Linked DNA regions of Homo sapiens: region 1 is linked to region 2. The links are chromatin loops, found by intact Hi-C in ENCODE. Cell type or tissue: PC-3. All regions are shown on one strand. Links, peaks and the distances in the headings refer to the core of each region. The heading gives the core; the rest is flanking DNA. Region 1 has its middle 260 kb from the start of LINC01206. Region 2 has its middle 160 kb from the start of LINC01994.

Region 1 (12,259 bases), core at 5,742-8,241, 110 kb before region 2:
GGGAGATATAATCATCCTCCACTTTCTCCTATCGCCCCTTTATTTACATCAGTCATTCAGCACTCTTCACTCTCTACTTTACAGCTTGTCTTCCCTGCCAAGTAAGCATTCTGAGGGTAGGACCACTGTCTAATTTCACTTTGTATAAACAAAGCATTCTGAGGGTACAACCATTGTCTAATTTCACTTTGTAGAAACAAAACCTGTTGTATTATAGGTCCCTGCCTACATATATGAAAAAACTCATTAAAAATATATGAAAAAAACCATTAAAATATATGAAAAAAACTCATTAAAAAACCTTTTTCAAGATGTTGAAGATAATTCCTGCCCTACAGGAAGGTTAATGGGGACATAATAAATAAAAACATGGGATAGCTCAAGTGCAAAAGCATTATCCAAACACCATACTCTGAGCTCTGAAGGAAAGGCAAACAGTGAACTCTGTGGGCTGGGGATGGGGGTGTGATATTGTAGGGAAGGCTTCCCGGAGGAGGTGACTATTGTCAAGAGATGAGTAAATGCTGGACTGATAATTTGAATAAAGCAGGAGGGATAGGTGAAGTACTAAGCATGGAGAATTACACAAAGAGAAGACCAAGACTGTGATACATCTATTCATTCTTTCATTTTCTCTTTCCATCAACAAATCTTTAGTGAAGACTTGTTCTGTCCCAGGAAGAGCCCTAGATAAACCCAGATAATGGAAGGCAACCGATGTGCCATGACAATTATTATTGTGACAGTAAGAGTGTAGCTGTGTCTGTAGTCCCTACCAAGGGCACCACTGATGCAGGAATTCTGGCTTGTCGAAACCTGGCAAATGCCATGTTTAGTGGGGGCTCCTCGTGAGCAGACCATGTTTCTACATAGTGATAGGTGGTCATGGATGACACCAACAGACTTTTCATCCCTGGGTGACTTACAGGACACAGGGACACTGTGGAGGTTAATGGTCACTGCAGCTGTTACCCTTGACACAACACCTATGGCAGATGGTTTTAGATTCCTCCAAAGAAAGAAAGGCTCTTTCCTAATACACTTGTTTTGGGGTCCTTAATTATCCATTTTCGTAACTAGTTGTTCTTCTGTTCCAACTACGCACCAGACATTTTCTGTTAGTCATCTCATTTAAAATGCTCAGAGACCCCATGTGAGGTGAATTTCTTCCCCCCACAGCTTACCAACAAGAAACAAAGACAGATGTTAAGTAGCTTTCCCAAGGTTACACAGTTTGTAAATGTAAAGCCAGGTTTTGGTGCAAAGCTAGTGTTTTGTTTTTGTTTTTTAACCACATAGTTCTATATTCATGCCTTTTCATGTTACACTTCTTGTATTAAAGCTTCTGGACATATGGGGTTGGTTGGAGGCATACTTCACGTGTACACACTTGTCACACCCAGAGAAAACATTCTAAAACTGAAGAAGAAAAATGCTGATCAGGTCTATGCTGGGAAAAGTAATATGAACCTAACGTTTCAGAATGGATTCTTTAGAATTCAAAAGGACTAATAATAAATATGATGTGGCCATTATTTTTGGTGAGCAATTAGAATAGTATTATCTTGACAGAATTGAATTTCCATGAATGGAAGTAGGAAGAGTACTTCAGAATCTGGCACATCTTCACTTTTATGTTTGAAGTAAGCACTGGAAACAATGTTTTCCTAAAAACTTCAAAAGCCCACTTATTGTTGGAAATTTGTTCACGGATATATGTAGCTGTTCTTTGGCACTGTTTCGTAGAAGCTTTAATATTCAATTTCAGAGGCTCTCTAGCACAATCATACCAATTCAGTCTTCATTCATTCACGCATTTAAAGAATTAATTTAAAGTTGCGCAAAGAACCATTTGAAATCCATAGGACTTGTAGCTCCCGCCAACCGAGTCATGAATATGCTTATATTGCTTTTCATAACAATGTGTTTGTTGAGCACAGATGTGTGTGTGCACAGTAGTACAGATCTAAGTCTATGTGCATGCCCACATACACATATACACTTCTGCATTCATAGGTACATGTGCTGTGGGATTGCCTTCTAGAGGTTGATTCATTTATTAAATAAATATTACCTGGCACACCCCATGTGCATCTCTTCTAGACAATTGCATGGCATTCAAAGTATCCTCAGATCCAGTCTATTAAGGGAAAGAAGCCAGAGGAAAATAAAATGCTAAGTACCTAACTGAGAACTGCTATTACTTAATCTATGGCAAATGAGTGGTCAGAGTTGTAGAAAGAGAAATAATAGTACTCATGGCCTCATACTGGAAGAAGCTGTGTCTTTAGCTGCCAGTGCTAGCTGCCATCCCCCGAACTCTCATCATGTGCCAGGCACTTTACAGACGTTATCTCTGGTTCACATCCTTCTTTCTAAGATGAGAAAGCAGACATTAAGGGACATACCTAAAGATACACAGAAGCTGTGGACAGAAGCAGAATCCACACCCAGTTCTGCAGGCTGCAAAGTCCTCACACTTTCCACTCCACCCATTACTCCTCTTCACTCTTTTACTCCCTTTCACTCCTCAGAAAAAGAAGGAGGCTTTCCTGTAATGGAACAAACTAAGGCTCATGGCCAGTGCTACGCTTTCCCTGCTTGTGGCCTCCATAGGACACACACATGGATGCCAGGAGATGGAGCAGAGTGGCAAGTTTGGGAGGATGCTAATAAGAGGGGAGAAATTCCATACTGGAAATAAGCTGAGCTAGGAGGGGCTGGGCAGGCATTACCAGAGAAGCCTGTTCATGTCAGGGACTTTGCTCTGTGCAGGCAGGCACACATGGTGGGTCACGAGGCGCTCCCTCAGCCTTGGAACCCTCCACGTCTCTCATGGCCCTAGGAAAGACCTAGGCTCAACACAAACTGAAATAAAAATGTAAGGCCCCGTCATGGGATCTCTGGGGCTATGATGGTGGACCAGCAGCCTACACAGCAATAGGTGGCTCTGATATCCTATATTCACACCTCCCATAGATAGTACTGTCAGTGATTCGTGATATTGTATATATTGATGCACACACATTTTCATATACATGTTAGAGATAAGAGTGGTTGACATCACTAGAAGACAGCTTGTTTATAAAACAACATCCTTCTGATAAATTTTTGAGGTAAAAACTGGCTTTGGGAGTAGAATTTATTATTTCTATTGTTAAATCCGAATAATGTTAATTTTTCTTGCTAAAGTACTTAAGTGCCCTTATTTTGTTTTTACTAGGCATATTTTGTTGTTGTTGTTGTTGTTGTCATTTTTGAGACAGAGTCTCGCTTTGTCACCCAGGCTGGAGTGCGGTAGTGTGATCTCGGCTCACTGTAACCTCCCCTCCCAGGTTCAAGCAATTCTCCTGCCTCAGCCTCCCCAGTAGCTGGGACTACAGGCGTGTGCCACCACATCCAGCTAATTTTTGTATTTTTAGTAGAGATGGGGTTTCACTATGTTGGCCAGACTGCTCTCGAACTCCTGACCTCAAATGATCTGGCTGTCTTGGCCTCCCAAAATGCTGGGTACAGACGTGAGCCACTGCACCTGGCCTGTTGTTGTTTTTAAAGGAGTAGGAGTTGATTTTGTAAAAGAGCTATTAATGGTGTCCTTCATATTAAATGATGATTGTTTGATGCCTTAGATCTCAGAAAATTTAGTTTAATAATCCAACTTAACACCTCACATCATAAGGTGAGAATGTTTAAGTCATTTGCATAAGTGCCCAGTGAAGCAGTGGTGGGAACTCCTGACCAGCACAATGCTGGCTGGGTGTTATGGCAGAGCAATGGCTGTGAAGAAAGCATGACCGAAGAGTGCTTTTCTCCTCCTCTTTCTCTTCCTCCTTTGCTTTATTCTTATTCTCCAAGAAAAGTGAAGCACTAGACTTTTATTTTCTAAATAAAATTTTTATTTTAGAATAGTTCTAGATTTACAGAAATATTGCAAAGATAAGAGAGTTTCCATACACCCCACACCATTATTAACATCTTACATTAGTACATACAGTTGTCACAATTAATCAACCAATACTGATACATTGTTATTAACTAAAGCCCACACTTTACTCAGATTTCCATAGTTTTTGTTTTGTTTTGTTTTTTTGTTTTTCTTTTTGAGATGGAGTTCGCTCTTGTTGCCCAGGCTAGAGTGCAATGGTGTGATCTCGGCTCACCACAACCCCCACCTCCCCGGTTCAAGTGATTCTTCTGCTCCAGCCTCCCGAGTAGCTGGGATTACAGGCATGCACCACCACGCCAGGCTAATTTTGTATTTTTAGTAGAGACGGGGTTTCTCCATGTTGGTCAGGCTGGCCTCGAACTCCCAAACCTCAGGTGATCCACCTGCCTCGGCCCCCCAAAGTGCTGGGATTACAGGTGTAAGCCACCACGCCCGGCCCAGATTTCCATAGTTTTTACCGAATGTCTGTTTTCTTTTCCAGGATCCCATCAGGGATACCATATTATATTTGTTGGTCATGTCTCCTGAGGCTCCCATTGGTTGTGATAGTTTCTCGGAATTCTTTATTTTTGAAGACCTTAACAGTTTTGAGGAATACTGCTCAGATATTTTATTGAATGCCCCTCAATAGAGATAAGGTTTATCTGATGTTTTCTCATAATTAGAATGTAATTGTGAGGGGAGGGAAACCACAGAAGTAAAGTGAAATTCTCTTCACATAATGCATCTTCATTTTTAACATAAGTAAAACACCTGGCACATTGGGTACATAGTAAGTACTCACTAAATGTAAAAACTGTCAATAAATGTCAGATTCTTCCTCTCCTCCCTTTCCTAGGCCAGTTGGGTAACTGAAATTTGTATATGAAATGTCTTTACCATGCGTCAGTTCCTCTCCTCTAGGAAAGGTGAGAACCAGAGAGAAGGCAGGCTTGACCCCACTGTGTGCTCCCAAAAGGTAATCTCTGTGGCATGTGACAACAGGCTGGCTCTTTGCTGTGTGTTCTGGTTGGGTTTGGTCTGTGGGGCAGTAGCAGGAGTTCAGAGGGCAGGAGGAGAGTGAGATGGGGTATTTGCTCTGAGCTGACTCCCCCCTACGTTTGGTTGACATGGGCTGGCTGCCTCCCCCAATGCAGGCCCTTGCATGCAGCCCTGTTCACAGCAGCAGCCCTCCCTGGTTCTTGCCCCTGCTCCTCTCCTTGCGCCCCTTCAGGCTGAGGGGCATGATGGTGCCTCCATGCTGCCTATCCAGGGATTTGCACTTTCTGTTATTGGTTTCCACAAATCCTGCTTATAACCCTGTAAACTGTTTCTTTATTTAACTCTCCTCAATTACCCATTTTGTGTCACTCTCTCACCAGGGTCTTGACCGATAATGTCCCCTATATAAATTTGGATACAGAAGAATTGAAAGGGGCTTCTAACAGGTCAGGTAGTCAAATAGCATCTATTGAATTGTGACCTAATAGGATGGTTTCATATGTTTAGAGGATGAATCACTGTAGCAGAAACTTCTATGCTACTGTTCTCTGTCTTTCTAACGCTCTTCAGAATGACCTTTGCAGGCTTTCCATTTATTTTAATGATGCTACCATTACACAAAATATTTTTGGAATTCTAGAATCCCTGCTTGAAAATTATATTTAGAGACAGTTTAACTTATAGTGATCTTACCAAACTTGATTCCTCCTCTCTTCACCAACCTGAGTTTTGAATCACTTTCAACTATTTCCAAAATCAAATTCAACTTCAAAGAGTGAAGCTTTTACTGGTGATATTTAGACCAACAAGGCATAGTTTCCACAAGAATTTTTTTAGAAATGAAAGAAAAGAGAGAGTTCTGGAAGTGTTAAGCCACAGCAAAATTTGAAATAAGTATAGAGCATACATAGGTGGCTACTTTAAGATGGACTGGATTCATTTACATGCATAGATTCTTCTGTGTTTTTTAAAAATTTGTCATTAGACCATAATAACATAGTGTTTTATAATTCAGGTTCTAAGGTCAGACTGTCTGGATTTAAATGCCGGCTTCATCATGTATTATCTGTGTGTGACCTTAGGCAAGCTGGCTAACCTCTCTCTGCCTGGAGTTTCTCATCTGTAAAATGCAGACAATAAGAGTACCAATGTTGTAGGGTGTTCTAATAATTAAATAAATTAGTATTTGTAAAGCATTTTACATTGTGCTAGAACATAGGAGGAAATCAATTATTAGCTATTGCATCATAGGTCTTGATTAATGACCATTAATTTTCAGCAAATTGGCGCTGTAACTATATTTTTATATTCTTAAATCTTACTAATTTAGTTGATGGTTGTTATCTTCATTAGGCACTACTAAGATGTAAAAGCAAGATTTGTTCAGAGATGAATAAAGTGAAGAAATATATTTATATTTACTTTTTTGTTTTTACAACCAAAAATTGAGTGTCCTTTGAAAAGAAAAAAGTCTCTGAAGGCTAAGGTTTCTGACAACATTCAACTAAATAAGCCCCAAGGCTGGGAAAGGAATTAGAGTGGGCTAATTCACCAACTGTTATGGACCTCAGTCCCTCACATATATCCAAGCACAGAGAGAAAAGTGAGAAATATCATTACCAAGTGTATATGTTACAGTAAAATGACATACATAGAATTTTTTTTTCTAAATGTTTCAAATAAACACAACATTTTCTAATTATTCAATGACAGGTTTTACCTTTAAATTTCTAAGCTGTAGCACACTCCTGGGCTATAAGTAAATATGCACACACACACACACACATACACACACATATTTTTAACTATTATACAGTCAAATTAAGTTGGCTGGAACTACTGAGTAATCCCATGAATTAATGAGGTAAACATTTGCCCCCACTGGGATGTGGAAGACTTCCAGGACTCCCAAGCTTACACCTGCAGAAACCGATGATTCACCTCTGAGTCACTCGGCAAACGTTAGCAAGGAGAAGCCAGCTGGGATACAGGGGATGCACTTGGCTGCTGGCTCTCTCTCGCTCTCCTGGAATAATGACATTAATGACACTTCCAAACAGCTCACCCAGTCACAAAGTGGGAGATTACAAAATCCATGTGGCAGCTGATTTCCTAATAGGAGGCATTAAACAGGACATTGCATGTTTTATGGGCTAGGGTTGATTAGACTATAAGACTTAAAATATGTAGCTAAAGTGGTTGAAAAATAGGCCTTGGAAGTTCAGATCAAAGCATTACAGAGGGGTGATTAGATAAATAAAAAGTTTAAGCCTAACTGAGCAAATAATTGCACATCCCCTGAAAAGCTCAGTTCACAGGGATTGATCAAATGTGAGTCACCCCAGGCACAGATGTCTTTCTAAGAATATTTCTTTTAATTTTTTTAATGTACATCAAAAGAAAAAAAAATCTGGGCACTGACCAGCAAATACTCCTGTTTGTATAAGAAAAGCCTCTTTAAGATACTGACAAATATATATATATATATTCCTCATTGTTTAAATAGGCCATTTTTTTTCCTTTCTCTTCCTTCTCAGTCTATAGTAAAAGGTTTTACCTGTTTTAACACAGATTGAGAGCTCATCTAAGAAAATTCTAAAATATTTCTGGAGTCTTATCTTGTCCATTATTATATAGAAGTTAGATTCAGGTTTATGTTAAAAGCATGTACTGATATTTTTTTCCTAAAGAAAAATATACCACTGGAGAGACTTATCTTCATCTAGTTAAAAAACAAAAACATTTGCTAAGCTTATTTGTGCATTGGTATGTGCCAGACAGAACTTATCTCATTTAATCCCCATGAAAATGCTCAAAGGCAGGTTTTCATATTTCTGTTTTATATGTGATGAAATGGAAGCACACTTACAGATTAAATAACCTGTCCAAAATTGCAAGGCTGGGAATTGGCAACGCGGAGCATGAGCCAAGACCTAACAGTGGGCTTTTCCCGCCTAAGATCACTTCTTACAGTCATTCTCTAGCGTCCACAAATCTGCAGTACTACCTAGATTTCAAACATTTCTATGAGCTGATCTTCACTGCTTTTTTTGAGGCAAGACCCCAGTATTATTTCTTATTTTGCAAAAAACAATCTGACGTAGAGATCACGGCTTTCCAAAAACTACATAATAATACCAGACAGATGAACACGTTGATGTGCACTCACAGCCATTAGGTTTCAAGTCTGTGATTTGGCCATCAGCCCCTGTGGCCGGGTGACCAGGCAAAATATTTTGGTAGCTGGATTTCTTGGTGAGCTCTTGTCCCTGCCCCAGAATCAGCAGTTTCTTTGGGAGCAACATTTGTCTTATTATAATAAACCCAAGAAAATGGTGATCAGAATTATTATTGATGATATTTGACAACTTATTTACATACCACTCATAGCTAACACTCTTTTTTTGGTATTAACACTTCATTTGTTAGAAATTTTTTACTCAGAAGTTTTAACAATGTTAAAAACCAGAATTTTGATAATTCATTCCACCAAATCAAAGAAAATAAACATGTCTGCTTTCACATATGTTACCATGAAGATTTGTCAAGAAATATCTAAATAACCTCAAGAAAAATTAGGGGAAAAAATAAACATATTTTGAAAACGTAATTGTGGGGCAATTCCTTTCTCTTTTTTCATTTTTATTATTATAAAATATCTAAAACAGAACCATGTACCTTTAACTCATACCAAATCAATAACAGATATCATCTTTCAATTTTCTGCCTTACCTACCTCTTGGCTTAATATGTTCTGTACATTGCTTCCCATTCACAGAAAGGGTGCAGGGCTGGGTTTTGTTTGTTTGTTTGTTTGTTTGTTTGTGCAGAGATGATCATAGATTGAGCTACATGTATGCAACAGTTTTGACAAGGAACCAGAGAAGTAGCTGGCCAGCCGCCTGTGGTACATGCGGTCTCACTCATATGAGCTGGCTTTCTACCAATTTCTAGAACTGGAAATACTCAAAGACAGAGCAGATCAGTGGAGACAAGCAGAATGTAGGTTGGTGTTCCTTGTAGGGCTGCACCCCAAAAGAACAAGCAGAGGAATCAGGTGAAGAGGGAAGCAGGCCGATAAAGGATGAGAGACACACAGAGATGAGGGGGATCGTGCAGCCTCGTGGAAAGAAATGTTTTCTTGATTACCGACTACCTTCTAGGTGCCTGTTCTATGAGACCTGCCCATAATTCCCACCTATGGGTCCAATGACATTTCCTGTATTTTCACACTAACAGCACCCAGGAATACCTTGATTTTTCTACTTGAAAGCTAGTTTGGGTTCTAACACTCTTTCTGAAGTTTGTTTACTCAAATATTTCTGCAACAGGTTGTTGCTTTATATTTCAATTTCCCCTCAGACAGAAAGGGGCAGGGAAACAGCTTAGCACACAGAAACTTTGAGAAAGTTGCTAAGCTCCCTGAGCCTCAGTTTCTTCACTGCTAAAATGGTATTAGCTCATAGGGTATTGTCTTAGTTCACTTCGGCTGCTGCAACAAAACACCACAGACTGGGTTGCTTAAACAACAAAAATTTATTTCTCACAGATCTGGAGGCTTGAAGTCCAAGATCAAAGTACTGGCCACTTCAGTCCCTGGTGAGTTCTGTCTTCTTCCTAGCTTGCACATGGCCATCTTCCTGCTGTATCCTCACATGGCAGGACAGAGAGGAGAGAGAGAGAGCGAGCTCTGGTCTCATTTTATAAGGGCACCAATCTCATCGTGAGGGCATCATGTAAACCTTATTACCTCCCAGAGGCCCTGCCTCTTTATACCATTGCATTGGGAGTTAGGGCATTGACATGGGAATTTGGGGGAGGACATAAACAGTCAGACCATAACAGGTACCACCAGTAAAGCAACTGGCAAGAGCTCCATAAATGTTAGTCATTATTACTGTCACTCAGATACCAAACTTAAGGAAACAGATGATATGACAATAAAGAGCGTCTGTTTACCCATCTTGACAAATATCAAGAGACAAGCATTTATTGTGCCAGATGCTGAAAGACACAAATAAGAATAAGGCAAAGTTGCTTCCCCTCAAGGAGCCCCTGGTCTCCTGTGCTCTTTGGAAGACTCTGCTCCAGAAGACATCCTGCTCTCCTTGAGGACCACCCTCTGTTTTGCAGGGAAGGTGACTAGCTATGGAAAAACATCCATGACAGGCCTGGAACACACACCTGTTGCACAACTATAAAAGCCATTAGACAGAAGTCATTAGACAAGCATTCAAATTCCAGTTGTTGTAGTTACTGCCTGTGACTTTGGCCAAGTCACTTAACCTTGTTCAGTTCAGCTTTCTTCTCTATGGAATAGGAATAATATTTATTCATTTTTTACTTTAAAATGTTCATGTTTTTATTACTATTGCATCAAAAAAGATGCTTATCTTGCACTTTACAGTGTGGTGCCTAAGAAGGAGACAGCTGTGCACAGCATGGGGACTGCAGAGTCCATGGGGTGAATGTGGAATCATCACCACCACCATCATCATTATTGTATTAGTTCATTCTCACCTGCCATAAAGATACTACCTGAGACTGGGTAATTTATAAACAAAGGAGGTTTAATTGACTCACAGTCCCACATGGCTGGGGAAGCCTCAGGAAACTTACAATCATGGCAGAAGGGGAAGCAGGCACCTTCTTAACAGGGCAGCAGGAGAGAGTGTGAGTGTGTGAAGGAGAAACTGTCAAACACTTACAAAACCATCAGATTTTTCACTCACATAAGAACTCACTTGCTAGCATGAGAACAGTATGGGGGAAACCACTCCCATGATCCAATCACCTCCCTCCCACGACCTGTGGGGATTACAGGTTCCTCCCTTGAGATGAGATGTGGGTGGGGACACAGAGCCAAACCATATCAATCATGATTTACTGTATATCATACCCCATATATGTCATATCTAACAACTACAACCCTAATTTGCAGAGTTATTGTGAGAATTAAATGAAATGTATGTAAAATCAGCTATCTGTAGTTATCTCATACAAGGACTCAATAAATGTTCTTAAAATAAACATAACCAAATCAAGCATAGTCCCTTCTTGTCTGGAGGGTATGTGAGGAGAAAGGTTCTGCCCTATCAACACATTTATCTGTAACAACGGGCAGAGCTCAATAAATTGCCATAATATACTGAGGCTGTGGCTCCATGAAGACAAACTTACAAGCAGAGTGGCCGTGCATGGTGAACTTCTGTCCTTGTCCTCAGGGATCCACCAGCTGGGGGTCCTTGCAAGTCGCAGTGTTAACATTTAATGTGCTCTGGCACCAAAGATAAAGCAAACATGAAAAGTTTTTCCAGTGCTACCTAGGTTTTCACTGATTGCTTTAGAAATCATCCACATATTAAAAATGAAAAACAAAACACAGCAAGTCTAAAATAGGGTTAGTTCCTTCTCCCCTAAAGCATTTTTCCACATTCTCTTTGTCTCATGGAAATGAAGATTCAAAGGAAAGTTTCAGAAGTGATACATGCCCATTTTTTTCCCTAAATTTAGATTTGAACCTCAATGAATACTAATGGAGAGAGTGAGCCAATATAAAATAGTGTTTTTCAAAGACTGATAGAGTACCCTTCTCAGAATCAATTGACGTCTTTGTTAAAAATGTAGATTCCAGACTAGTTATCTTGACCCTCTGGGGAGGAGGCCCTGGAATCCCCACGTTTAACAGGCTTCCTGGAGGACTGACTCTCACACAAAGATACTGGAGAAACTCTGATGAATGAGGATGAAATTTTCTGAACTTATTTTGCCTGCAAACAACACCAGCTAATTTTTAAAACAAAGCAATAACAGGTTGAATTAAAATTGACAAATGAGAAGACGGAGTACCTAAAAACATTTCTGATTGAAATTCAGTTGTCCTTTGATATCTGTTTGGGACTGGTTTCAGAAATCCCCTGTGCATAGCAAAATTTGAGGTTGCTCAACTCTCTCATACGAAATGGTGTAGTATTTGCATATCACCTATGTACAACCTTCTGCACACTTTAAATCATCTCTAGATTACTTATAGTATCTATACAATATAAATGCAAATGTAAATAGTTGTTATACTGTTTTTAATGTTGTATTCCTATTTTTATTTAAAAAAATATTTTTATCTGCAGGATCCGCAGATGCAGAACCTGAGGATACAAAACCATGAGTATAAAGGGACAACTGTAGTAGCAAACTCCAATTTGCAAACAATCATTTTACCAAGTTTGATCCTAGGGCTAGTCTAAGCTTACCAATGTGTTAGGGACCATCTAATAATTTAGAAAGAAAAAAGTGTGTGTGTGCGTGTGTGTGTGCATGTATCACCATCAAGTA
Region 2 (12,259 bases), core at 4,149-6,648:
TGTGTCTCTGCCAGGTTTTGGTATCAGGTTGATACGGCCATCATAGAATGAGTTAGGGAGAAGTCCCTCCTCCTCAATTTTTTGGCATAGTTTCTATAAAAATGGTACCAGCTCTTCTTTGTACATCTGGTAGAATTTAGTTATGAATCCATCTAGTCCTGGGCTTCTGGGATTTTCTTGGTTGGTAGGCTATTTATTACTGCCTTGATTTCAGAACTTGTTATTAGTCTGTTCAGGGATTTTTTTCTTCCTGGTTCAGTCTTGGGAGGGTGTATGTGTCCAGGACTTTATTCATTTATTCTGTAATTTCTAGTTTATGTGCACAGAGGTGTTCATACTATTCTCTAATGGCTGTTTATATCTCTGTGGGGTCAGTGGTAATATCCCCTTTGTCATTTCTGATTGTATTTATTTGAATCTTCTCTTTTTTCTTGTTTATCAGTCTATCTAGTGGTCTTATTAATTTTTTTCAAAAAAAAACACCTCCTGGATTCATTGATATTTTGAACGGTTTTTTGATGTCTCTATCTCCTTCAGTTCAGCTCTGATTTTGGTTATTTCTTGTCTTCTGCTAGTTTTGGGATATGTTTGCTCTTGTTTTTTAGTTTTGTTAGTTATGACATTAGGTTGTTAATTTGAGATCTTTCTAACTTTTTTATGTGGGCATTTAGTACTATGAATTTCCCTCTTAACACTACCTTAGCTGTGTCCCAGAGATTCTGGTATCTTGTATCTTTGTTTTCATTAGTTTCAAAAAACTTTTTTATTTCTGCCTAATTTCATTATATACCCCAAATTCATTCAGAAGCTGGTTATTCAATTTCCATGTAATTGTATGGTTTTAAGTGAATTTCTTATTCTCGATTTCTAATTTGATTGTGCTCTGGTCCAAGAGATTTTTTGTTATGATTTCAGTTATTTTACATTTGCCGAGGAATGTTTTACTTCCAATTATGTGATCGAATTTTACAGTATGTGACATGTGGTGATGAGAAGAATTTATATTCTGTTGTTTTTGGATGGAGAGTTCTGTAGATATCTACAGGTCCCTTTGATCCAGTGCTATGTTCAGATCCTGAATAGGTTAATTTTCTGTCTTGATAATCTGTCTAATATTGTCAGTGGGGTGTTCAATTCTCCCACTATTATTGTGTGGGAGTCAAAGTCTCTTTGAAGTTCTCTAAGAACATTTTTATGAATCTGGGTGCTCCTGTGTTGGGTGCATATATATTTAGTATAGTTAGGTCTTCTAGTTGAATTGAACCCTTCACCGTTATATAATGTCTTTCTTTATCTTTTTTGATCTTTGTTGCTTTGAAGTGTTTTGTCTGAAATTAGGATTACAACCCTTGCTTTTTTTCTGTATTCCATTTGCTTGGTAGATTCTCCTGCGTTCTGTTATTTTGAGCCTATGTGTGTCATTATGTGTGAGATGGGTCTCTTGAAGACAGCATACCATTGGGCCTTGCTTTTTTATCCAGCTTGTCACTCTGTGTCTTTTAAATGGGGCATTTAGCCCATTTACGTTCAAGGTGAATATTGATATGAGTGTATTTGATCCTGTCACTGTGTTGTTAGCTGGTTATTATGTTGGTTTGTTTGTGTGTTTGCTTTATAGCGACACTGGTCCTGTGTGTTTAAATGTGTTTTTGTAGTAGCTGGTAGTGGTCCTTTTTTTTTCTATCTTTAGTGCTCCTTTCAAGATCTCTTGTAAGGCACGTCTGGTGGTAACAAACTCCCTCAACATTTGCTTATCTGAAAAGCATCTTATTTGTTCTTCACTTAGGAAGCTAAGTTTGGCTGGATATGAAATTCTTGGTTGAAAGTTTATTTCTTTAAGACTATTGAGTATAGGCCCCTAATCTCTTCTGGCTTATAGAGTTCCAGCTGAGAGGTCATTTATTACTTAATTGAGCAATTATTTTCCTAGTGCTGTGATAGGTACAAGGCATGCAACAATGAAGAAGATAGTTGTGGCATCCACTTTAAGGAGCTGTGGGGTTGATGGGGAGGATAAACAATAATGTCTTGCTGGCAGAAGTACTTATTCATGTGTCTGTGCATGTGTGAGTGTGCATGTATGTTAGCATGTGCATCAGGTAGTTGAGGAATGGAAAGAAAAATTGAGGGGGTGTAAGGGGTGTCAGTGAAGGCCGCCAAGGAAGGCCTGGAGGAAAGGAAGAGAGGCACAAAGAGGAAGTAGGGAATGGAGAGTTGGATATTTTTTATCATCAAGTTAATAGTGTATATGAAAACCCAAAGTTGGGAGCAAGAGGTGAGGCAAGACATATTGGAGTAGCCAAAAGAAGCCCAGGCTGAAGTGGTAGGCAGAAGGTCTTAGGTACTACACTAAGAATGTTGGATTTCCCCAGAGTGGGAACTCAGAAAGGCATATCAGAGGAGGTATTGCTATTGATACAACAGGTCTTGCAAAATGATGACAAAACCAATGTATTGTAATTCAACATAATGAATTAGACCCAAGATCACAAAGCCAGGAATCTGTCTTAGGAAGAGCTTCCATGGCCTCTGCCTCTTGGCACCTTGGTTTCTCCAACCAAAATGGAGCAGGTATCAACTAGTTCCTTCTTGAGAGAGCACTTTGCTTGCCACACATAAGTTTTCATTGCCTGAGATCCATAAAGCAGCTTATACCAAAAGAAAAAAAATAATCATATTATATTGCTAACATATTACGAGAGATTATAAGCTCCAAGTGTAAACACCAATTATGCTCAGTTAATATTCCCTAATAATATACATTAAAATTAGCTGAATAAAGGCCAAACACTGAGCCACAATTCTTAAGATCTTATCTCTTAGTTGAAGAGCTGAATTGGGGGGGAGATCTGTATCTGGCATAGAAGATTCATTGTAGCATAAAGTACATTGCCTTCTAGCTCCTTGAGGTGTAATGCCCTCTTTCATATGATTTCCTGAGTTCTTTCAGTATATAGTCTTTTAAAGTATACCTGTTATTCATTTGTCATTCTCAACCAGGTTCTGACAAATGCTAATGGAAGAAAGGTGCCCATCTTTCTTCCAGTTATAACTTCCATGTTGTCTCAGTTATAACCACTAGGTTATAACACACAGCTCTTTCTGTTATAACATGGTCAATATCCTCCTGTTTAGCACCGAATTAGTCTCTAAATGCTGTTTCCGTTGCTTTTGGCTTTTTAACCACACATCATAACTCATAACTGCTATAGGCTTGGATGTTTCACTTTGCCCAGAATGATACTCATGGATTAATTTCAAGAGCCCCCATGCCTAAATCACCACAGCTCCATCTTAAGAGTAGTCTGCTTACTGCTGCTTCCTGGTCACATGATCATGAAAGGCAAGCAAAACTGGAGTGGGTTAGATATTTCCAAGTCCAACTGAAATTGTGAAAAATAAAGTGCTATAGTGACCACAACTGTGAATTGGCAGAAATCATTTCCAACAACAAACTGGTATAGGTTTTTACCTTCTAGGAAGGATTGTATCCATCATAGACGTTAAATTTCATAGATGAAAAAGAATTTGGTAAATGAATCAATCCCTTTGCTACATCTCCAACAAATTAATTGACCAGTTAACAATAGATTCTGATATAAAACTTTGAACCGAGTGAATTTTTTTTTTTTTTTTTTGAGTTGGAGTCTCGCTTTGTGGCCCAGGCTGGAGTTCAGTGGCACAATCTCAGCTCACTGCAACCTCTGCCTCCCAGGTTCATGCCATTCTCCTACCTCAGCCTCCAGAGTAGCTGGGACTACAGGCACCCGCCACCATGCCCAGCTAATTTTTTGTATTTTTAGTAGAGACGGGGTTTCACCATATTAGCCAAGATGGTCTCGATCTCCTGACCTCGTGATCCACCCGCCTCAGCCTCCCAAAGTGCTGGGATTACAGGCGTGGGCCACCACGCCCTGCCCGAACCAAGTGAATTCTATCCTTCACACCAGATGATAAGCTGAGTCAGCATTTTGCTAAATCAGGATAAAAAATTGTATTTAATTATTGTCTTTCTGATGATCAGTTTGAAAAAGACCATTCAAGCCTTTGCTAATTATTCTTCCTTGGTATAGGCCTTGGTTTTTATTTATAACAGAATCAGAAGAAAAGTTTGCCCACTTCGTTACCTACCATGATTTCCACTGAAATCTTTTGCAAAGTATGTGTTTTCATAACTCTAGTTTCAGGAGGTGCTCTCTAAAAAAGTTCAATGAGAAAGAAGTTTCACGGTCAGAGATTTTAGGGACAGATTACAAATTATGTCACTTCTTGCACATTTACAATAGACATTAGCATAGTAAAGCCACTGAGAAGTCCTACAGTGAAAAAACCTATGTAATTTTATTTCACTAAGACTCCCTAAACTATCTGACCACAAAAGCCTGTTTTCAAATAACACCTATTAACATCCTGTGGAACAGTGGTCCATTGAACGTCCTCAGAAAGGATGCATTAGAGAGCCAGGAGACATCCAACAAGGCCAAGATATTTTCTAACCCTCAACTTTACTAAATAACTGGCCAATTTAATTGCATTTATTCAATTACCTAAATATTAATCATTTTAAAAGTATACATTTTAACATCAACTATCTTACTGTAAAATTCTAGTCATTTAATACAAGCACCATATCAACACAGTGTCTGCCCTTTAGGAACTGCTAGTATTTTTGGAAAGAAAAAGATGCATTTCCTTAAAGGGAAGTTGCACAGAAAGGCCACATGTGATTATGTAAAAATTAGTGGGGCAGAATTAAGCACTATGAAAGTTGAAAGGAGGAGGGCAATTGAATCCACATTATCCACTTTTAGAGACAATGGCAAAACCCATACACACCCTTTGTTCCCTTCTGCCTGTCATTTTTTCTTCCTTTCCCAGAGACACTCAGAATGCAAAATGTGTTATTTGTTCTGTGCCCACAGCTTTGGCAGGTTGGGATCCCTACATTGTTAAGCCTAAAGGCATTCAATATTAGAATTTATTGTCAGGAAGTCATAGATCTTAGGTCAGGGTTAGAAGAAAACTCTTACCCTCATCTAAGCCACCACATCCCTTGTCCTGGCCCCCAGTGGTATCCTTGCTGCCACCCTGGCCCCCTTATACATGGTTCCCCAGGCAGCAGCCAGAGTGATTCTTTTCAAGTGTAAATTGGACCCGGTCTTTTTTTCCAGTGGCTTCCCATCACAATTAAAATAAAACCTAAATTCTCACCACAGGCTACAAAACCCTGCAGTGATCTAGCCCCTGGCTACCTCTCTCATCTACCTCCTACCACACACCTCCCTCACAGAACTCCAAACCCACTGGGCATCTCCTGCTTCTCCTTTGAAGGCCTGCACACTTGCTGCCCTCTTCCCCACTGTGGCATTTCTCCTCGCTTCATCAGGTCTCGGCCCAAATGTTGTCTCCTCAGAAAAGCCATCCCTGGACCCCTTACCTTAAATAGCGCCCTTATTCCACACCTCACTTCCACTTAATCCTCCATTCTCCCTCATCCTCTTCATTTTTCTGCAACTGGCTTATTGCTTTTTAAAAATATTTATGTATTTACTTGTTGACCTTCTTGAGGGAGGGGACATAATTCTGTTTCATTCAATGTTGCAGTTCACAGTGTCTGGTACACATGAGGCATTCCATAAATATTTGTTGAATGAGTTAGTCAATCAATGAATGATTGAATGAATAAATTTATAGTAGAATAAACATGCACAGCAAAGCAGGATATACGCCAAAAATTATCTGAATAAATTAGGAAGTACATACCTTCTCATAAAAATCCAGCAGGTGAGTAACTCTTATGGTGGCACAGGAATTCCAAGAACTTCCTCTGAAGAAAGTCACTTCTAGCTGGGTGGCTTTGCATAATTCACTTAGCTTTTTTGTGTCTCCAGTTCTCTTAACTGCAAAAGGAGGACAATAATAACTACCTTGCAGGATTATTGTGACAATTAAAAAAGATAATGTGTATGAAGTTCATAGGCCAGCTGTCTTCCACAGTGGATGGTCATTATTATCAATTCGCCAAAGCTTCTTTTATAGAATTTCCTTAAATAGAAAGGTGCCTTTCATAAGTTCAAAGTGAAGGCCATTTGGCCTGCTAATACATGAGAAAAATAATTAGTTATTCATGAAATGTATGGTAAGTATGAAGCAAATAAGTTTTTTAGATTATTGTTTTGAACTACCTAGACCACAAAGCCCCTCAGCATTCTGAGGATAGGGACATGTGATACATCACCTATGCACTAATGTTTTTTACTTTCAGGGGACCTCTTAGCTTATCAGGAGAAAGCTACATGAAGAGTTTAAACAAGAAAACCCTTTGGTTTTGAAGTAATTTAAGAACTACAAAGAAGATGTGAAAACAGTATGGATTCCATATAACCATCACCCAGCTTCCACCAATGATATTGTGCACAACCATAGTAGAAAGTCGAAACCAGAAAATTAACACTGGTCCGATTCTATTAACTTAGATACAAAACTTATTTGAATGTTTATGGAGGATCTTTTCTAATCTTGAAGTTGGGAGCTAATTGGGATCATATCTTGGTTCCATTAATCAGGCAAATGAGACAAACTTACAGATTAGTATATAAAGCTCTAATTTATATAATTATTTTCCTTTTCAAATAATTTTAGAATTTAAGAAGCTGTTAGTTTCTACCTACCTAGAAGTCTGGTCTACGCATTCTGAAAAAGCAAAACACAAAGCCCTTCACAGTTCTAAAGAAATGCAGATATGAGAATCCCTGATTTTAACCTCTAAGCTCAAGGCCCATATTTCCCTGAGAAATGAATTCCTCCTTTTCCTGTTAGTTCTGGATATTGCTGTGCATTAGTGTTGAAAGGGAAATAAAGCTGAGGCAGGCCCGAAATTCAGCAAGCACTTAGACTCCAGCTAGAGGAGGACTACGACAGAGAGGAGCCATCCACATGCCTAGGGAGGGCCTGAAGGTCCTGTGAGAGACATCCTTACTTGTGCTCCTTCAGCCTTTGCAAGTGCAGAAGCCACCTGCAGCCGGGCTGGTCACACACAGAAGGGCACATACCACCTGTTCCTCACCCAGGCGGTATTCTCCTTGCCGCAAAGCCTCCCGACTCACCACTTCTTCCAGTTCTGAATGTGACAAATTCGCATCAAGTGAAATTTGTTAATTTGACGTAACAAAAAGATATGCAAAAGCGTTCTTTAAAAAAACATCTAAAAATACTAACACAAAGTCAGCTATAAGTGAGGTACTGTCATTTTTTCTGTTTCATTAACTGAACGCTTCTGTTTTCCTCTTTTGTGTAACCCCACCCTGCAGGGTGGTCCACTTGAACTAATGAAATATGGCTTTAAGTGTATCAGGGTGGAGATGACTCATGCTCCATAATTAGAGTGCCTTGGGACTGAAAAACAGAGCTTTTGGTTTCAGGGCCATCCAGGTTTCACTTTTGATTCTTTATAAGATTTTTCCAAAATGTGAAGATCTTGTTCCAGAGAATAAAAAGATTGATCATGGCAAAATTATATCAGAGTACCTCTCTTTTCCCTTAATTCATGTTGTAATGAAAGAGTATAGACTATGGAGCCAGGAAAGATGAGTTTGAATCCTAGCTCCACAATTTACTGAATGTTTGAATTTGGGCAAATCATACCCTCAGTTTCCTCATCCGTACAATGGGTAATATAGTATAATACTATCTACTGGGTTTGTTTGGTGAATCAGAGAAGGTCATAAATGTGAAAGTCCTTTGCAAATAAAAGAATTTTACAGGTATGTGCCAGGCGCGGTGGCTCATACCTGTAATTCCAGCACTTTGGGAGGCTGAGGCAGGCAGATCATGAGGTCGGGAGATCAAGACCATCCTGGCTAACACGGTGAAACCCCGTCTCTACTAAAAATACAAAAAATTAGCCAGGTGTGGTGGCAGGCACCTGCAGTCACAGCTACTCGGGAGGGAGAATACTACTGAGGGAGAATGGCGTGAACCCGGGAGGCGGAGCTTGCAGTGAGCCGAGATCGCGCCACTGCACTCCAACCTGGACAACAGAGCAAGACTCTGTCTCAAAAAAAAAAAAAAAAAAAGAATTTTACAGATATGTTATCATTGCTATGTCACCTGGAAGAAACATAAAATCAAAAATCCCATTTAAATTCATTAGAACAGTTTGAATGTCATGCTAATGAAATGATTTGATAGATAAGCTTTTCCTTTCCTTCCTTTTTTTTCTCTTTCTTTTTTCTTTTCTTTTCAACTGGGGAATGAAAAGAGTATATAAAGAAGAGGCAGAAGCTATCTTTCTTCATAAAGTTCTTCGTAAAGCAATCTTCATAAAGTTCATAAGATGTGCAGTGTCCTTTTTCTCCTTATGAATATTCTCCACAAAACTGTGCTCTGAGTCTTGCCACTGTGGAAAATCTGGAGGGAAAACCTAAAGCCAGTCTGCAAGAGAGTTTTCATAAGTCTTCATGGTAATGAGAAAAATAACCATAACTTGGTGAGCTAAATTAATTAAATTTACATGACTGTCATTTATCCTGAGATTATGTCCTTCCTACCTTATTTAGTGTAAAAATCCCCTTTCTCTTCTGAAATGATGGTGATAGTGGATGGCAACTGTTTTGTTTGCTTTCAATGTCCTTACTCTGCAAAATAAGAAGTTGGCTACCCTATGTCAGGCCCCAATTATTTTTTGAAATTGGACTGGCCCATGACATGCCAATCTCTGGGAACCCTTGGCTTGGAAGGTTAATTGGAGATGGCAGGAATGGCGGTGGGGAAGCTAGTTCAGCTGCCTGTGTTTTGCTCCCTTCCCCAGAGCCCGCGGGGCCCACTGCCCCACATCCGGGCTGTCTCCAGTCCCTGGCTGTGTATCTGCGTCCCAGCCCCCCTGCTCCTCATCCCTGTCCGCTTCCCTCTCCCAGCCTCTCCGGGCTGGCGTCATCCTTCTAGACACAGCTTCATAAGTTTGCCATGTGCAGTGACCCTGTGTTGACACCGAGCCATGATACAAACTATGGGATTGTAATGAATCTCTAATTACCCACAGTACCTCAGAGAGTCGTCAGCCCTGCTGCTCAGCTATATTCCCCACCAATTTGGTCATCACCAAGCATTCAGACTGCAGCCAAACTCTATGCCTGGAAACTGGAAGCCCCCACAGTCTCAGCCAAATGAGGCTGGCTCTGCAGGCTTCTGGGAATGACAGGATGATTTGCTCCCTTGTTATGAATCAGAGAGGGCGTTTGCACATGAATCATTTAGCTCTGCATGGAGACCCTGTTCTCAACTTTTATTTCTCCTGTAGGTCAGGCTGAGTGGATGCTCAGGAACCCTCCGGTGATTGCCCTTGGGTGAGGTGGGGGCGGGGTAAACATTTTTAATTTCGTGGGATAATTCTGAATCCTACTTCTTAAGCTAAGCCAAAATGGGAGGTGAAAACTTGTCTAGGTTTCATAAAGTGACAAGCAGCAGATTTTTATTTTTCAATAGAAAATGTCATATCTTACCAGTGGGGAAAAATAGCTTCAGAAAAATGACAATAATAATATCCCTCCGCCCCCCCACTACATGCTGGAAATTGCTCTAGAGGCTGTGTATACATTATATCTAATCTTGACTAAGACAAAAACACAATCGACCAACAACAAAGTCATTTTACAGACAAGAAAACTGAGGCTTGGACTGGTTAAGTAACTTGTTCAACTCATATCGCTAGAAAGCAGCAATTTGTCTCATTCCAAGGCACAGGCTTTCTAAGAATATTTAATAGTTGGAACTTAAGAGAGATCACTGGTCTTAAAGGGAAGATGGTCTTTTAATTTACTATCAAATCTCAGTTGAAAAATTACTCCTGGTTTCCAAAATAAGTCATAGAATTTATTTTTTAAAGATTGAGTGAGATAATCAGCATGAAAATATTGACTTGAAAAAAGTTAGTAAAATACTCGAGAAAGTGCTCAACTAAGTCAAGAAACATTTCAATTCAAATATCACTGATACAAACATTAACTATTCTTTTCAATATTCAAATATCCCCTTGCATGAGACAGGTGCTGGGGAAATAAACATGCATAAGACACTCTCCACCTTCAAGGAGCTTAGAGGACATTATTGATGTTGTTCTTATTTCCCACATAATATAGTATTAAAAGTTTTATTTATACAGTGCTATATGTGAAACTTTTTAGAGCAGGTTACTAACTAATATTTCTCCGGTTTTTCAAAACCGGGGCTTACCATAGCATGAACGGTGTCATACTGTTCAGTTTGTGTGAGTTGAGGATGCCTATGGCCACTCGATGTTCAGGTTATACCCAAGCAATGTGAAAAAGTTTTTCAAGGAATAAATGTATGTATTCCAAGGTTGTGTTTTAAAACAGAAATGGATGAGCCATAGGAAGTGGTCATGTGTTTCTGAAGCCAGTCTATTTTCCTAGCATCAGGACATGATTTTAGTCCAGAGGCTCCTTGCAATCCAATTGGTTTCCCGAATTTGCAAGTAATTTGTACTTTCTGTTGTGCAACAAAGCTTTGTGATTAAGACAGTACTACTCTGTTCTTGAGACTTACAGCCTTCTCCTACCACCTAGAACAGATAATAGAAAGTAACTTTACTCATAGGGAGCATTTTTATAATTAAAATTTATAGTTCCTAAATCCAGAGTCTGTCAATCATGCCATCTCTCACCTCATCAATAAACTAATACGAAGTTTTAGCTGGAAGGGAATTTGGAGATTAATGTCTTCATTTCACAGATGAAGAAACTGATGCACAGAGAGGTGAGGAGACTTCAAAGACAAACTGAAAAAATCTGGTATACAGGATGCTAATGGAATATAAAGACGTTCTACCTGGGGTAAGAAGTTCGCATTACTCTATTTTTGAAGGTTTGCTCCCACTGTAGTGTTTCCTATATGTCCCTATCAAGTCGATGGCAGTCTCATTGTCTTTCTAAACAAGAGCCACTTCCCAAGAAGTCTGTCAACATTTTGGAAATATAAGTTCAAGCAACAAGATAATTTAGGATGTGCCTATATGAATTGAATATAACATAGGGTTCCTAAAGCCTTTCAACCATTACAGTTCATAATGCTACAACTTACTGAGCACCTTTCGTATGTCATGTATTATATATAGTGTATCACTCATTTTCACAGGCCAGAATCTATTATGAATCCCATTTTACAAATAAAGAAACAAGTGATGTTCCTACAGTCACACAGATTGTAAGTGTAATCAAGTTTCATCCACTTCTAAAGATCAGGATGCTCCCCTCCCCACCATCTGTGAACCCAAGCCCCAAAATAAGCAGAGGGTGGTAGTCTTGCTCCATTTTCAAAGCACATAAAATTGTTGTATCACGAATTTAAGGCTGGGAGGAAGTTTTACACATAACATCCTTAGCTACGTCTCTCTACCTACAAGGAGTCTCAACCTAAGTCATGGTCCCCTTTGTCTCACTACAGCCACTAAGTCAACAAAAGTATTCCTCTCTGGCTCAAGAAGAATGAAAGACTAGAGTTATGCCTCCAATGTCCACTTCCAGATCAGCCTTAAAGGAGTAAGAAGTAAGCATTGAGTAGAGATCTCTCCAGGCAAAAATGTGTATTTAATAATATTCCCTTGCCTGTTATTATTATGTTTCTGCTTGGTAGTTGAAACCGAACTCCAGAAAATACCTATTAAAATTTACCCATTCAGGCCAGCTGCAGTGGCTCGTGCCTGATAACCCCAGCACTTTGGGAGGCCAAGGTGGGAAGATTGCCTGAGCCCAGGAGTTTGAGACCAGCCTTGGCAACAAAGTAAGACTCTATCTCTACAAAAAATAAAAATTAAAAAAAATTAGACAGGCATGGTGGTGCGTGCTTGTGGATACTGGGAATAACAATAAAAAAAATTGTTACTGTTTCTTTGTGAAAAAAGTCCTAACATATCAAGAATATACAATTTTCAAATACATTTCATTGTGGTAGAGAGAGTTCTTACAGTTATTTTATGTGATTCTCAGATTTCTCACCCTCCGTTATGATGAGATAGAGATAATCTGCCTAATTCTGGCCAATGGATCATATAAGTGAATTAGGCAGATTATCTCAATATCTCAATATCACTTCTTCTCTGAGGTACATTGGAGGCTGAGGTGGCAAGATTGCTTGATGCCAGGAGGTTGAGGCTGCATGTTCATGCCACTGCATTCCAGCCTGGGTGACAGAGCAAGAACCTGTCTCAAAAAAGTAAAATAAAATTTACACATACAGCAAAAAG

Evidence for each region. Peaks named below come from ENCODE experiments on the same cell type or tissue, not always from the same donor. Only the 100,000 strongest peaks of a DNase experiment are listed, where the experiment ranks them.
Region 1: a loop joins it to region 2, with 12 times the contacts of the local background. A loop is called at or near these places in 1 of 110 quality-filtered maps.

What each region holds. Positions count from the first base shown.
Region 1 is chr3:182,205,769-182,218,027 of GRCh38, forward strand. No RefSeq gene overlaps it. Among named protein-coding and RNA genes, the nearest start is that of LINC01206, 260 kb to the left of the region's middle. RefSeq lists enhancers at 6,510-7,709, 6,613-7,114. In PC-3, for the core only: no CTCF peak of the experiment used is centred there; a DNase peak (open chromatin) is centred at 6,873; H3K4me3 peaks cover 254 bases; H3K27ac peaks cover 958 bases.
Region 2 is chr3:182,318,395-182,330,653 of GRCh38, forward strand. No RefSeq gene overlaps it. Among named protein-coding and RNA genes, the nearest start is that of LINC01994, 160 kb to the right of the region's middle. RefSeq lists enhancers at 8,351-8,892, 8,893-9,433. In PC-3, for the core only: no CTCF peak of the experiment used is centred there; DNase peaks (open chromatin) are centred at 4,927 and 5,667; H3K4me3 peaks cover 429 bases; H3K27ac peaks cover 1,186 bases.